Regions from separate parts of the Homo sapiens genome. Here region 1 is linked to region 2. The links are chromatin loops, found by intact Hi-C in ENCODE. Cell type or tissue: sigmoid colon. All regions are shown on one strand.

Evidence for each region. Hi-C counts contacts between places; a loop is a spot of excess contacts. Peaks named below come from ENCODE experiments on the same cell type or tissue, not always from the same donor. Only the 100,000 strongest peaks of a DNase experiment are listed, where the experiment ranks them.
Region 1: it touches region 2 in a loop (14-fold over the local background); 16 of 110 quality-filtered maps call a loop at or near these places.

The regions. Positions count from the first base shown.
Region 1 is chr5:140,369,321-140,377,320 of GRCh38, reverse strand. SLC4A9 (solute carrier family 4 member 9) reads right to left here. Exons shown (of 22, transcript NM_031467.3): 18 at 6,158-6,226; 19 at 5,697-5,870; 20 at 4,924-5,079; 21 at 4,478-4,576; 22 at 2,180-2,494. The coding sequence ends at 4,523. ANKHD1-DT (ANKHD1 divergent transcript) reads left to right here. Exons shown (of 2, transcript NR_186045.1): 2 at 6,139-6,425. Among named protein-coding and RNA genes, the nearest start is that of SLC4A9, 13 kb to the right of the region's middle. In sigmoid colon, CTCF peaks have their summits at 4,063 and 4,262 (motif pointing left); a DNase peak (open chromatin) is centred at 4,220; H3K27ac peaks cover 836 bases.
Region 2 is chr5:141,037,816-141,045,815 of GRCh38, reverse strand. No RefSeq gene overlaps it. Among named protein-coding and RNA genes, the nearest start is that of PCDHB1, 9.6 kb to the left of the region's middle. RefSeq lists enhancers at 3,797-5,200, 4,396-5,330. In sigmoid colon, a CTCF peak has its summit at 4,416 (motif pointing right); DNase peaks (open chromatin) are centred at 4,535 and 4,915; H3K4me3 peaks cover 1,340 bases; H3K27me3 peaks cover 760 bases.

The DNA of each region.
Region 1 (8,000 bases), 670 kb after region 2:
TTAACAACATTCCAGGCCATAAAGTTAGCCTCATAAGTATCTAACTGATAGGTGTGTGTGTGTGTGTGTGTGTGTGTGTGTGTGTGTGTGTGTGTGTGATGGAGTCTTGCTCTGTCCCCCAGCCTGGAGTGCAGTGGCATGATCTCGGCTCACTGCAGGCTCCATCTCCTGGGTTCACGCTATTCTCCTGCCTCAGCCTTCCAAGTAGCTGGGACTACAGTCGCCCATCACCACGCCCGGCTAATTTTTTGTATTTTTAGTAGAGACGAGGTTTCACCGTGTTAGCCAGGATGGTTTCGAACTCCTGACCTCGTGATCCACCTGCCTCAGCCTCCCAAAGTGCTGGGATTACAGGCATGAGCCACTGCTCCTGGCCTCCTCATAAGTATCTAAATGAAATTAAGTTAGAAATCAGTTACAAAAAGATAAAGGAAAAAAAAGTTTGGAAAATTTTTAAATGCACTTTTCAACAACTTGTGGATCAAAGGAGAAATCAGTAGAAATTAGAAAATACTTAGAAGAAATAAATGGTAATGAGAAGATTATATATCAAAACCTGTAAGATACAAGTAGTACTTAGGAGGAAATTCATAGCAGTAGTGTTTACATTAGGAAACAAATAAGGCTGAAAAAAAGGAGATAAGAAATTAAAAAACAGCAATAAACATAAAGAAAACAGAAAGAAGAAAATAAAGAGCAGAAATTAATGAAGTAGAGAAACATTCAGTAGAGAAGATCAACAAAGCCAAAAGTTAATTTAAAAAGACTAATAAAATAGCTTAACTTGCAAGAGTAACCAAGAATCAAAAACAAAGAGAAATAAGAAAACCATAACTAAATGTGCTACAGATATTAAGCAGGTAAGAGTTATAATAACTTTATGTCAATAAATATGAAAAATTAGATAAAATCAATAGATTCCCAGAAAAATACAATTCACCAAAAATGGCTGAAGAAGAAATAAAGAACCTGAAAATTAAAGAATTTGAATCAACTTAAACTTTCCGCAAAGCAACCTCCAGGCCCCAGTGGCTTCACCAGTGAATTCTGTGAGTCAATAGAAAACTGGATAATTGAATTGTGGTAGAGTTATACAATGGAGTGCTACCTAGCAATGAAAACAAACTACAACTACATGCATCAACATGTTTTTTGTTCGTTTGCTTGTTTGTTTTTGAGACACAGTCTTGCTCTGTTGCCCAGGCTAGAGTGCAGTGGTGTGATCTTGGCTCACTGCAGCCTCTGTCTTCTGGTTCAAGCGATTCTCCTGCCTCAGCCTCCCAAGTAGCTGGGATTACAGGCACATGCCACCATGCCAGGCTAATTTTTACATTTTTAGTAGAGACGAGGTTTTGCCATGTTGGCCAGACTGGTCTCAAACTCCTGACCTCAAGTGATCCACCCACCTCGGCCTCCCACAGTGCTAGGATTACAGGCGTGAGCCACCATGCCCAGCCCAAGATTTTTTTTCTTGCTTCTTCTTTTTTTTTTTTTTTTTTTTTTTTTTTTTTTTTTGAGACAAAGTCTCACTCTGCTGCCCAGGCTGGAATGCAATGGCACAATCTTGGCTCACTGCAACCTCCGCCTCCCTGGTTCAAGTGATTCTTCTGCCTCAGCCTCCTCAGTAGCTGGGATTACAAGTGCGTGCCACCACGCCTGGCTAATTTTTGTATTTTTAGTAGAGATGGGGTTTCACCGTGTTGGTCAGGCTGGTCTCGAACTCCTGATCTCATGATCCAACCACCTCGGCCTCCCAAAGTGCTGGGATTACAGGCGTGAGCCACTACACCCGGCTTTTTTTGCTTCTTTTTTTAAAAAAAAATTTGAGACAGGTTCTCGCTCTGTTCCTGTGTCTGGAGTGCAGTGGCATGATCATGGCTCACTGTAGCCTCGACCTCTCAGACTCAAGTGATCCTCCAGGCTCAAGCAATCGATCCTCCTGCCTCAGCTTCCTGAGTAGCTGGGACCACAGGCATGCACCACCACACCTAGCTAATTTTTTTTTGGTTTTTTTTTTTTTGTGTGTGTGTGTGTGTGTGTGTGTGTGTGTGTGTGGAAACAAGGTTTCACTCTGTTGTTCAGGCTACTCTGGACCCACCTCAGCCTCCCAAAGTGCTAGGACTACAGGCATGTGCCACCACACCCAGCCAAAAATTATTTTTATATGTGTAAAAAACTATTTCAAACAGATGAATATTTATTCTGGAAAGACTGGCTTTTTCTCTTTGCAAGATGAAAAGAGTTCCCTGATGGCCCTTAGATTCTGTCAAACAGAATCTGTGAGGACAGAAAGTTCAAAATGGGAAGCGCTTCGTGGCTCAGGACCTTTTAATGAGTAGAGAGTGAATGGGGCCTGATCAGTCCCTCTGGCTCACCAGCCTTTCCTAAGTGCACAGCAAACATGCTTGCTTCCTGCCACTCTCCACCCTCAGGTCAGGAGGTAACTGAGGTCTTGGCAGCTGCCCTTCAGTCCTTCCCCAAGCCGACTGAGCATCTGGAAGTTAAGCCAAAGGCCAAAAATGTCCTGACTTCCTGAGTAAGCACCTGTGAACTAATAGAAGACATGGTGAGGCCAAAGCAAGTGCTCAGGGGACATACTACTGCAAAGAACAGAGCAAAAAGAGTGATAAGAGATAAGGAGCGCCCAGAAGATCTTGTTCGGGGCCAGCCAGTGAATTCCCCTTTCTCTCTCCAGTCTCCAGTCCCCCAAATTTCCCATTGCAAGTGTCAGAGGCCCTTAGGTGCTTTTTTTTTTTTTTTTTTTTTTTTTGAGAGGGAGTTTTGCTCTTGTCGCCCAGGCTGGAGTGCAATGGTGCAATCTCGGCTCACTGCAACCTCCGCCTCCCGGGTTCAGGCAATTCTCCTCTCCAGTAGCTGGGATTACAGGTGTCTGCCACCACACCCAGCTAATTTTTGTATTTTTAGTAGAGACAGGGTTTCACCATGTTGGCCAGGCTGATCTCAAACTCCTGACCTCAAGTAATCCACCCGCCTCGGCCTCCCAAAGTGCTGGGATTACAGGCGTGAGCCACCGTGCCTGGCCTGGCTCTTAGGCTCTTGAGCTTGGAGAAGCATGAAGATGAGGGTGTTCTATGGCCTAAAAGAGAGATTTTTGTTTTTGATTTTTTTTTTGAGACGGAGTCTCGCTCCGTCGCCCAGGCTGGAGTGCAGTGGCACAATCTCGGCTCACTGCAACTTCCGAACCTCCACCTCCCAGGTTCAAGTGATTCTCCTGCCTCAGCCTCTTACAGGCATGCACCACCACACCCGGCTAATTTTATTATTTTTTAGTAGAGACAGAGTTTCACTATGTTGGCCAGGCTGGTCTCAAACTCCTGAACTCAAGTGATCCACCCACCTCTGCCTCCCAAAGTGCTGGGATTACAGGTGTAAACCACTGTACCCAGCCCCAAAAGAGAGCTCAGCTTTTTAAAGGCAACCAGTTGTAGGCTTTTGTACATGCTGTGGCCTTCCTTAGAATATTTTCCCTCCATCTTGTCCTGGCTTGCTCCTTTTAAAAAAAATTTTTTTAGAGACAGGATCTCACTATGTTGCCCAGGCTGGAGTGCACTGGCTATTCACAGTCGTGATTATTGCACACTACAGCTTGAAGTCCTGGGCTCAAAGAATCCTCTTGCCTCAGCCTCCCTAGTAGCTGGCACTACAATTGTGTGCTGCTGTGCCCAGCTACCTGGCTAGCTTCTATTCATTATTTGGATTTCAAATTATGGACCATTTCCTCTTAGAAATGGAACACCCACCACCCAACCACCACCACCCCACCTTCACCAACTCTCACCACTCCACCTTACTATTCTCCAAGAAGAGGTCAGAAGCCCTGCTCCCATGGCCCCTGTTATTCCCTTATCAGCACTATCCCACTCTAACAATTGTCTGTTTATTTGTCTACTCTCCCACTGGGATTTAAGTTTCCTGAGGTCAGGGACCATGACTGTCTTACTCACTACTGTATCTCTAGTACCAAGATACTGCATGATAGGTACTCAGAAAATGCTTGATATATGGATGAATAAAATGAAGGAATGGCAGAGAGGACAAGTGATAGAGATTTCCTCCACAAGTCTGGAGTGTGGTTCTCAGCAGCCTAAGGGGGGAGCCTTCCAAGCAAGGGAAAGGAGCACCAGGCTTTCTCCTCCCTTCCTCTTCCTTCCCACTCTTTCCCATTCTTTTGCCAGGGCACCGCCCCCCACAACACCCATTTCCACTTCTCATTTGGTGTGAGTTTGAGCTCCCTCTACTGACCAAACTTCAGAACCACAGGGAGCCAAGCCCAGGCACCCTTGCCAGTTACTCTTCGCTAGGAAGAGACCCTTCTACACCCCAGCACCCCCAATCTAGGATTCCTAAGGGACTGGAGTAAGGAGAAAACAGGGCTGGCCAACACACTGGAGAGTTCCAAGGTCTGAACCCGCACCTCCCATCCTCAACATCAGGAGCACTTCCCTCACACCCTCACCTCATGCTGTTTCCTGGGGTCTCCACTCCCAGACTCCTACTCCAGCTAATTCACAGAAATGTTGATTTCTGGAGCCTTTGGCTGATACATCAGCTCTGACTGTGGAAGACAGATCCCAAGATGGATTGAGAATAGATAGAAAGACAGATAGTGAAAGACAACATAGAGGTAAACCCACAGTGAGACAAAACAAAGATCAGAGTTGAGAAAGACAGCCCACTTGAGCTGAAGCCTCAGCCCTTTCCACCCACATCGAGGGCCCCTGTCCTATGAAGAAAGATTTCCTTCACCCCTTCAGTCTGCCTATGTCCATACACAGATAAGGGAAGTGACTGTTGATCAGATCTGCGGGCTTACTGGAGATATTATTTAGGGACAGCTCCTGGACAAGAACGCTCTCCCAAACCCTGACACATTCTCCTGAGAGGACCCAGCCTGGAGCTCACATCTTCACTGTCACTTCCACTGAATGAGTGTTCTGGCTCCAGCCCCTTCTCAGGGATGCTTCTCTCCTCCTCTGGCATCAGCTCATCCAGCCAGAGGAGTTCCTGTGGTGAGAAGACCCTCTCCAGGGCCTTTCGGACCCCCACAAGGCCCAGCAACTGCAGGAATAGAAACATGGCCCAGGCCTGTCAGCAACAGTAGTAGGAACATTAACAATAGTAACACTTATTGAGCACTTCCTATGTGCTAGGCATTGTATATCAGTTTCACTGAATGCTAGCACATTCCTATGAGGTAGATAGAATAAATTATTCCCATTGTACAGGGAAGGAAACTGAGACCCCAAGTGATTAGTTACTTCCCAGAGGTCACACATCTGGGATATATAAGCAGATTGATTCTACTGCAAAGCCTGTGACTCTTAACTTCCTCAATAAGAACAAGGCCAGAAGCCACCTATGTTATCACCTCACTGAGTAATAAAAGTGTCACCATTTCCTCTACCAAGACCTCAGATTTCTTCTGGGTTTTATATTCTTACCTGTGGCTGATCACTCCAAAGAGGTTGGGAAAAGAGGTGAATCAGGTATCCCAGGACTAGCCCATACATAGGTATCATCCTGCCATCTTTTTCTTTGTCTTAGGATTCCCAACCAGGGAGAGCCACAGCGAGTGAGAGGGGAGATTCTTCCTCTCGTGGAGGCCTTGGCCACCCTTCCAGGCTCAGAGTCTCCCAAGACCCTCCAGGACACAGCCCAACCCTGCCTCAGCTTACCATGAGGGGGAAGATGATGGCTGCAGGGGTAGACTTGATTATCCAAAGCAGCCCCAGACAGGCAAGCTGGATGGCTGTGAAGAGGTGGACCCTGGTCAGAGGCACATGCCGCAAGAGTAGCAGGTCTGGCTGGTGTTTTGCTGGCATCAACAACAGCTTCACCCTATTAGTGAACTAGGGGAACAAGAGGAAGAGGAAAGCAGGGCACTCAGGTAGCCTGATAGGAGGGTGTCACTGATAGCTATCATAGCCCAGCACTGGGAGCAGGCAGAGAGCATGGCAGCCGAGTCCCTGAGTCCAGGAGAGACAGGAAAAAGAGAGTAAGAGGGAAATTGGCAAGTGTAAGCAGGAGATGCCAGCAGAAAAGAAAAAAGGAGTAGGGTTGCTAGGTAATTTTGTTCTTTTTTGTTTGTCTTTTTATTCTTCTTTTTTCTTTTGTTAGGTGATTTTAATGGGCTCACCTGAATGCTGCTGAGCGCTGCCACCCCCATATACAGGAAGATGCCATAGAGCACAGGCATTGGAATGAACTGGTAGAAAGAAGCAGAGAGTTATCAAAGTTTACCTCTGCCAACCTCCCAGATGCCCCAGGATGCCCAGATGCCCTAGATCCCTCTAGCATCTAGCATCCAGGTCTGCCCAGGCCTTGCCTTTCCTTTCACATGTTTCATGCCGATCTTATTGAATCCTCAAATCAATTAGATGAAGTAAATGTTATTATTGCCTTCATTTTACAGATTGGGAAATTGAATTTCAGAGGGACTAAGTAACTTTGTCCATTACCTGGCCTACCATTCCAATCTTATCTATCACATTTCCTTCTGTTCTTTATGCTCCCACTATACTAACCGCCTTTCCTTCCCTCAACATGCCCAAGTTTGTTCCTACCCCTTGCAAAGCCTTTTGCTTTGCTATTCCCTCCACCTAAAATGCTCTTCCCCCAGACTTTCTCATGACCAGTTTATTCTTATTACTCATGCCTCCTCTCATGACACCCTGAAAGGTCTTCATTGACTTTTTAACTTCAGGCCCCATCTAAAGTAGCCCCTGGCACTCTTAATCATCTTATCTTCTTTTATTTTTCACAGAAGTTATCACTATCTAAAGTTATCCTATTCTCTTGTTTTAATTTGTTTTTTTGTTTTTGTTTTTTTTTTTTTGAGGTGGAGTTTCGTTCTTCCACCCAGACTGGAGTGATGTGGCTTGATCTCGGCTCACTGCAACCTCCATCCCCCCAGGCTCAAGCGATTCTCATACCTCAGCCTCCCAAGTAGCTGGGATTATAGGCACCCCCCACCACGCCCAGCTAACTTTTATATTTTTAGTAGAGATGGGGTTTCGCCATGTTGGCCAGGCTAGACTCGAACTCCTGACCTCAGATGATCCACCCGCCTCAGCCTCCCAAAGTGCTGGGATTACAGGCGTGAGCCACCGTGCCTGGCTTCTTGTTTTAATTTTTAAAAATCTTTCTCCTCTCACCAGGTTGTAAGGTTAGAAAAATGATTTCTTTTGAGCACCATTATATCCCCAGTACCTAGAACAGTGCGTGGCATGTGGGTTTTTGTTTGTTTTTTTGTTTAGGGTTTTCTGTTTTTTGGGATTTTTTGTTTTGTTTTGTTTTTTGAGACAAGATCTCACTCTGTTGCCCAGGCTGGAGTCCAGTGTCACAAACCTGGCTCATTGCAGCCTAGACCTCCTGGGCTCAAGTGATGCTCCCACCTTAGCCTCCCAAGTAGCTGAGACTACAGGTGCACACAACCATGCCCAGCTAACTTTTGTATTTTTTGTAGAGACGGGGTTTCGCCATGTTGCACAGGCTGGTCTCAAACTCCTGAGCTCAAGCAATCCGCCCACCTCGGCCTCCCAAAGTGCTGGGATTACAGGTGTGAGCCACCACACCCGGCCTAGCATATGGTTTATGCTCTGTAAATGTCTGTAAATGAGAGTCACCCAGTTAGTAAGTGGCTGATCCGGTCCATCTGGCTCTTTCCCTACTCCACTTTCACCCAGCTTCCATGACCTTTCCCTTCCCTAACCTCTTGTCGTCCTGCCAGTGACCCTTGTCTGACATTCTCCACACCCTCCTTGACTGCTTGCTGTCTTGGCTTGTTCAACCTTTTTGCTATTACTTGTTACTTAATTTTTGCTCATTTGTGTGTGTTGCTGGTAGGGGCTTAGTTCCATATTTCTTTTCAATATTCCACTGACCCGTACTTCTCCCAAGTGCCTAGCAGTCTTGCATATAGCAAATATTCCATATACCTCTGGTGAAGGAGAAGTGAAGGCTTTTTGCCTCAAAGTTTT
Region 2 (8,000 bases):
GTCAAACTTGATTAGGGTGGGCCCCAAATCCAGTGACTGATGTCCTTATAAGGAGAGAGATTTTGGAGACTCATGGACACACATAGGGAAGAAGGCAACATGATGACAGAGACAGAGGTTGGACTGATGCTGCTACAAGGATTGTCCACAACCACCAGAAACTTGGTAGAGTCAAGGAAGGATCTTCCTCTATGCCTTCAGGGGGAGTGGAACCCTGCTGACTTCTTGATTTTGGACGTCTAGCCTCCACAACTGCAGGAGAATAAAATTCCACTGTTTTAAGCTGCTCAATTTGTAGTCATTTCTTGTGGAAGCCCTAAGGAAACTAATACACAGAGTGAAGCAAGTTGTGCTTGCATAATTGGGCTTGTCCTTTTGCTCTTCTGCTACTTTCATAAGAACATTCTCTGGATAGTCTATTGATAAAAGAGTGATGAAAGACACGTGGAACAGCACTGGACACAACCTACATATTGAAGCGGAGCATGGCTGATCTCAGCCTAAATCTTCTGACCCCAAGATGCATCAATGGGAATCAATGTTGCTTTGAGCTACTAATTTTTGAAGTATTTTGTTGCACTACATTCTATGACAATAGCTAACCTATGTAATATGTAAACATTTTATTTTGGCATAGTTAGCTGTAGACATTATGATATCATTCCTAAATATCTCAACAGGTACCTCTTACAAACAGGGACAGTATCCTTCATAACCTCAATACAAATTATCACACTCAGGAAGTTTAACATGAATACAGTGCTATTATCTAATACATACTTCATATTCTAATTTCCCCAGTTGTTCCAAGTATGTTCTTTGTGCTGGTTTTTTTTTTTTAATGTAGGATACAATCAAGGATTGCACATTGATTTTAGTTGTTATGTTTCTCTAGTTTACTTTAAACTGAAACAGGGAAAACATTTTTATGATGCTGTTTTTTAATGACACTAACTTCTTTTTCATGACACCGCTGTTTTTATTTAGTTAGTTATTTATTAAAAAAACTTTTATTGTAGGTTCAGGGGTACATGTGCCGTTTTATTATACGGGTAAACTCATGTCATAGGGGTTTGTTGTACAGATTATTTCATCATTCAGGTACTAAGCCTGGTACCCAATAGTTATTTTCTCTCATCCTCTCTCTCTTCCCACCCTCTACCCTCAAGTAGGCTCCAGTCTCTATTCTCCCTCTTTAGGTCCATGAGTTCTCATCATTTAGCTCCCACTTATACATGAGAACATGCAGTATTTGGTTTTCTGTTCCTACATTAGTTTGCTAGAGATAATAGCATCCAGCTCCATCCATGTTGCCATAAAAGACATGATCTGGTTCTTCTTTATAGCTGCATAGTAGTCCATGGTGTATATGTACCACATTTTCTTTATTCAATCTGTTATTGATGGGCATTTAGGTTGATTCCATGCCTTTGCTATTGTGAATAGTGCTGCAATGAACATTTGTGTGCATGTGTCTGTATGGTAAAATGATGTATATTTCTTTGGGTATATAGCCACTAATGGGATTGCTGGGTCAAATGGTAGTTCTGATTTTAGCTCTTTGAGGAATCACCACATTGCTTTCCACAATGGTTGAACTAATTTACACTCCTACCAACAGTGTATAAGTGCTCCCTTTTCTCTGACACTTCATCAGCATCTGTTATTTTTTTACTTTTTAATAATAGCCATTCTGACTGGTTTGAGAGGGTATCTCATTGTGGTTTTAATTTGCATTTCTCTAATGATCGACACTGATGTTTTTAAAGAGTTGTTTTACAGTATATCCCTCAATTTGGAATTTTTTGTTGTGTTTACCCTTGGTTAGATTGAGGTTAAATATTTTTGCAAAAATACCACATAAGTGATATTGTGTTCTTCTCAATGTATCACATCAGAGGGCATATGATGTCATTTTATTCCATCACTGGTGATATTAAGTTTGGCAATTTGGTTATAAAATGGTGTCCATCAAATTTTTCAGTTGGATAGGTACCTTTTAATTCTTTTTATAATTAATTAGTGATCTGTGGAGAGATTTGAAACTACGAGGATATGCTATTCCCAAAACAATTTTATTAACCATTGATTTCCAACATCCATGAATGATCCTTGCCTTGAATAAATACATATTTGTATATATATATATAGTATAAGTGTATGTGCATACGTATATCTATATGGGATCATGAGACTTACACTTTCAATACATTAATACAGATATCTTTATTTTCCTCCCCTACTTCATATTTTGTATTTTCCTTGTCCCAAAGTGAGAAGCCTTAGTTCACAACAGCATCAATATATTTACCCATCAAAATAAATCTCAAGATATACATTAAAGAATTTTGGAATTATTACACTATTACCTAAGTGCTAATTAACTTTTTTGAAAATCCACTCAGGGAGGCAAGAGAAATGTACTTAGTCGCATATTGAATAACAAATTCTTTTTACCCAATGTTCTTTCCTTTAAGACTCTACATTTTCTGCTTATAAAATTAGTTTAGATCAAAATTGATTCTAACATTAATGTAAAATGTATTGTTTATTTTTATTCATCTTTAAGTCATAGGTTTAAATGTTTCTGAAATTGTTCTGATGATAATTTTTTCACTATTTTCAACTTCTTTTAGAAAAAAAATACCTTAACTAAAATATTGGAGCATCTCTTCTGATTTGTTGCTTCTACTATTGTACCCAAAGTTCAGGTAGTTTTAAAATTTTAATATTGATAATATTTATTGTAATAGTAATTTTAACAGGCAGGTTAATATTTGGGGTCACCTCTAATTTTCATTCATATATACCTTTTAAGCCTGAAAAAAAAAGTCTATTTTTAGGAGTAGGTGTATTTTGAAACATTGAGGTCACACCTGCAGTTGTAAACTTTAGTACTATTTTAAAATTTTATTCTTCCATTGTGTCTTTTCATGCTTTTAAGGTTTCTTATTCATATTAGCAGAAACAGGATGCTTTGGTGGATAGAAGTCCTTTTTAGGCAGCTCAGTTTATTGCAGCTGCTCTTGATCTCCCATCTGTTGCTTTAAATGAGAATGCCTCTTATTGCTCAACCTGTGCATGTGCGTATAAAGTTTCCTTCTCCCACAGTAACACAAGAAGCCATAATATAAACCAATACCACTTATAGACTGGATTTGTAGTACACTCTTGTTTAAAACAGATGTCTTTCATCTTCTTACTATTCATGCTTTTTTTCATATTGGTAGAACAGGCTATGGATGTCTTTCCAGGAAATCTGACAAGTGTTTGGAAACGTCTCAATTTAATCAAATAGAGACTATATTAGAGTGATAATTCTTTCCCTTGATAAGCACTTATCAATTTCTCCTTTTTATAGAAAATTCAGTTAACACCAAAATCAGTACCTACATTTTTATTGAAATTAATATCTATTCAACAAAATTTTGTTTTAAACCTTAAAACAGAAATGGTAACTTTTATGTTAAGTAACTATGCTATTATATTTTTATTCTATGTTAAGACCCATAGAAGAGTAAATGAGAAAATAGCTATAAGAAAAGGAAATACTAACTGGGCTGGTTGACTTATAAAACCAAATGTGCCCTGGGATGGGTCTTTTTTCTGAGAGTGGTAAGATTGTTTGCTTGGGAAAGAATTTTATTTCACTCTCAACTTGCTAGAATTGATTTTACACTGTAACCCATACACCTGAACATACAGTAAGACTCTGAAACAACACTTGAACAAGGTATTTCCCCTATTTTTTCTTGCTATTTATCAAGATCTGTACTTACAAAGCAACTTAAGGTTTCCTCCTCTGAAGCTGGATGTATGTAATTCACAGTAACTTAATCATCACTGTGTAAAATAGTGTAAATAATATACACAGACTAAAAGTAATAAACATACCATAAATTTTCTGTATTTTTAGCACTCTGATAGTTTATGTATTAGGCTTGGAAAAAATAAAAAACAAGAGTTTTCATCCTAGAATTCCCACCACCTCTTACCAATTCCTAAATATAGTCACACTTTTCATCTTCCAGAAACTGAGATCAGAGTAGCACTCTCGGCTAAGCTTCCTGGAATATTTTTGGCTAACAACATAGTGCTTCCTTAGTATTTCTTTCAGTAAAATATACCCTGTGGAAGTTTTAGTAAATATTTCTAAATACCTATATATACAGATACTTTAAAAATACCTATTTGATTACAAGATGTGTTGGAAAAAATGCTTGGAGAAATTTAAACATATTCGTAAATTATTTTGAGTAGAAGCGAGAGATCACTCTGAAAATTCTAAATTTTTCCATTTCTCTTTAAAAATAGGCAGATCTCTCAAAAAAACCACTTCCTGACGCCCCAAATCTTCAATTTGTGTCTTTTAAGTTTTAAGTCTTAATCCAAAGAACCCTTTACACTTTATCAATAGCATTTTCCTCATCTGCCACCAGGTGGCAGGTGGATCCACTTTTCGGAACGCGACCCCGACCCCGCCCTACCGGAAGCTGTCATGTAAAGGAAATCTCTCTGGCCACGCCCAGAGTTCAGCACCATGGCCACGGACAGCGACACCGCCCAGTTCGGTCCCATGACTCGCTGCAGAGATTTTCACCACACAAAGGAAATGGCCAATCCCAACTGGTTCCAAGGGTCGCGTGACTGGCTAATTTACAATGCCAGAGGTGGAGGGGGGTAGGAACCCCTTGTTTTGGGATTTTTAGCCTGGAGGAGGAACAGACTGATATTAAATAATACACCATATTGCAAAATCCTGTGGTTGTTTTTCTCTCTCTACTCTCCAGAATCTCAGTGACTCGTAAATGCTGTCTTGCTGTACAGGGTAAAGGGGCTAGATTACCCAACCTCCGTGTGTTGGTTTATTCCGACAAAATGCGTAAGACAGCAAAGGCGGTACAAAAGTCAGTGTGCGTTATGGCGGCCAATACCTCGGCTTGCACAAAGCTGCCTGTCAGCTTTCCTAAGACACCAGCACTGGGACGGACTACATTTGCTTTTTCTCGATTTCCAATTAATTAATCTCGGAAACACAAACAGCAGCTGATTTTTTTGTTGTTGTTGTTCGCTTGAAATTACTATTTAAGGCAAAGACACTGGAGTGAAACACGAGTGTGTTCTAGAAGTAATGGTTTAGTTGTTATCTTCAGTTGCTTAGCGACTAATTAGACAAGAAGAGAACTTGTGGGTGGGGATTATTTGCGTTTTAGAACGGCAGAAACCAGGGGCAAATGAAAATGAGTTCAGGGGCTAGCGTTTAGAATCAATCTAATTAAATCTCAGTGCTGGGGAAGTAAGCAGCGCTAAAGAGGAACAGTAGGCAGTTAAGGTTCACAGGTGGGTTAAATTAAGCCGAGTTTTTGTTGTAATTTTTCCGTACCATATGGATTGCTTTCTCATTCCCCGTTGTTTTGGCGGCGACAAATTCGGATCTTTAACCAGCAGAGGGCGAGTCGACTGCATTTTTCAGCCCTCAGACACTCCCTCTTCCTCCCTTCTCTGCCCCTGGGAAATTAATTTACTAAGCTCTTCAAATACAGACGAAGCTGAGGAAGGTGTTGTGGAAGGCGAGCAGCGCGCAGGACTTGGCAGAGTGCCCGCCCTGTCAGCCTTGGATGTGTGGCTGCACCGCACTCCTGACGACACGGATCTCCTTGCTTGGGGCTGCAGAGGGGATTGCAGGGGTTGTTGCAGTAGGAAGCGGGGATGAAAAGCACCCCCATGCCCAGACGCCATAGATATTTAGGATCACTAGCTTCAGAGAACTGAGAGGGCCAGAGGTAGCCTAATAAAATGAATGTAAACCATGAAGTTGGAAAAGAGGAAAGAAACCGTTTACGTCTCAGGGCCAATACTCAGTGAGCTGGAACAATAACCAAAAGGGAGGGGCTCTGCTCTGGCTTTGCCTTTCTGGGAAGAAAAATTGGAGGATGAGGAGTAGGGAAAGGGAGAAGATGAGGGCAAAGACTAAAAGTTTGGCTGAGTCATCTTTAAAAGACAAGCAAAGCAAGCCAGCCCAAGGGAAGAGACAATGAAAGCAAGCCTGCCAGAATGCATTGCAGAGCAATAAAGCATGCTGTACAAAGTTAATTTATTGTTGGGCGGAGCCCTCCTCATTCTGGAGGGGCATACCACTTGCTCCAGAGGGATGATTTACTTTGTATTGTAAGACTTTGTAGAATCCCCCTGGCAGGCAGCCAGAACTCCCATTAATTCAGCATGTCCTTTCTCCTTCACATATTTATGTCTCAGAATTCGTCTAACTCGGTTTCAAACTAGTAAAATTAATTTTTTCTGGAGGCACTAAACTAAATTTTATGCAGTATTGCATTTTCTCTCCTTCAGTCATTAAATTTCTGTAGTGCTTGTGTTTAAAGGACACCATTTTATTAATAAATTCAATTCATAAGATAGTATTATATTCCCTTGGAGTTGGTATTGGAGAGGACAACAGTAAGATATCTTAAGATAGATCAACACTTTTCAGAATGCATGATTTGACTCACAGTTTCATGGCCAATTTTACAGATAAATTGCACTGTCATGGTGTTTTGCAGCACACCTGTGTTTCTGTAGCATTTCCCCTGTAAAAGAGCACTTGTAAATTTCCAGTGCATACACCCAAAATTTATTCATGTTGTTTCAAGATCCAAACAAGTGCCTAGTAGTATTGGCTAATATAATCTCCCCATAGAAACAAGAATTATCTTTTTAAAACCTAAGTACTAAGTCAGTGAGCAGGCACTTAATGAAAGAGAATATCCAAATAGCCAATAAGCATATGAAAAGGTTTACAACATCCTTAACTGTTAAAGAAATGGAAATTTAAGCCACAACTAAAAGCCTGTATCCATCCAAGAGCATGGCTAAATAAATAAATAATAAAAGCTGACATTTTCAAGCCTTGGAAAGGATGAAGCAACTCCAACTATCACACAGTACTGGTGGAGTGTAAATTGTTACAATCACTCTGAAAAGCTGGCAGCAATTTACTAAAGTTCAATAAAACATACCCGTAGATATGCACTCTTAGGTATACATCCAACAGAAATGCCTACGTGTATGTACAAAAAGACATAGACAAGAATGTTCATCATAGCTCAAACCTGGAAGCAATCCAAATGGATAAAGATGTTGTTGTTGCCATATACAGTAACATACACAGCAATGACAATTTTTTAAAAACTACTACATGCAACAATATGTATCAGCCTCACAGACATAATGCAATGTTTAGCAGGAAAAAAATCAGAAACAAATTTTTCTATGATTCTATTAATTTAAAGCTCAATAATTGTATAAACTACCCTAAGATGATTAAAGTGAGGATAGTGGTTGCCTCGATGGAGATAAAGACTGGAATGGGGAATGAGGGAGACTTCAGGATTTGGTAATATTCTATTTCTTGACATGAGTGTATTCACTGCAAAAATCTATTAAACTGCACACTATGATTTGTGCATATTAAGTATGGTATATTGCAATAAAAATATACTAAAAAATTTTACTGATGCAAATTGTATGTATTTATGGAGTACATGTGATAGTTTGTTTAAAAGACATAAGACAGATTATGTTGCACCCATGCTTAAAACAATTCAATGTCTTCCCATTGCATTGAGAGTAAAATCTAGATTCCTTAATATGGCCTACAAGGCCCTGCATAAACAAATCCTATCTAAATTTCCAATCTTATTAACCACTTCCTCCCTCAATTACCACACTTCAATTGCCCTGACCTTCCAACAGTTCCTAGAACATTAATCAATCTCTTTTCAGTCTTGGGGTCCTTGAGCTTGCTGTTTTCTTTACCTGGAGTGGGTTATCACCAGCTCTTTGCATGACATGTTCCTTCTAATATGTCAACTCAGATTAATGACGTCTCTTTAAAGAAGCTTTCCTTGACTCCCATCTAAAATCTCTGGGTTATTTTTCTATTTGCTGCCGTGACAAATTGTCACAATGTTAATTTCCCCTTGCTATGTAATATATTCACA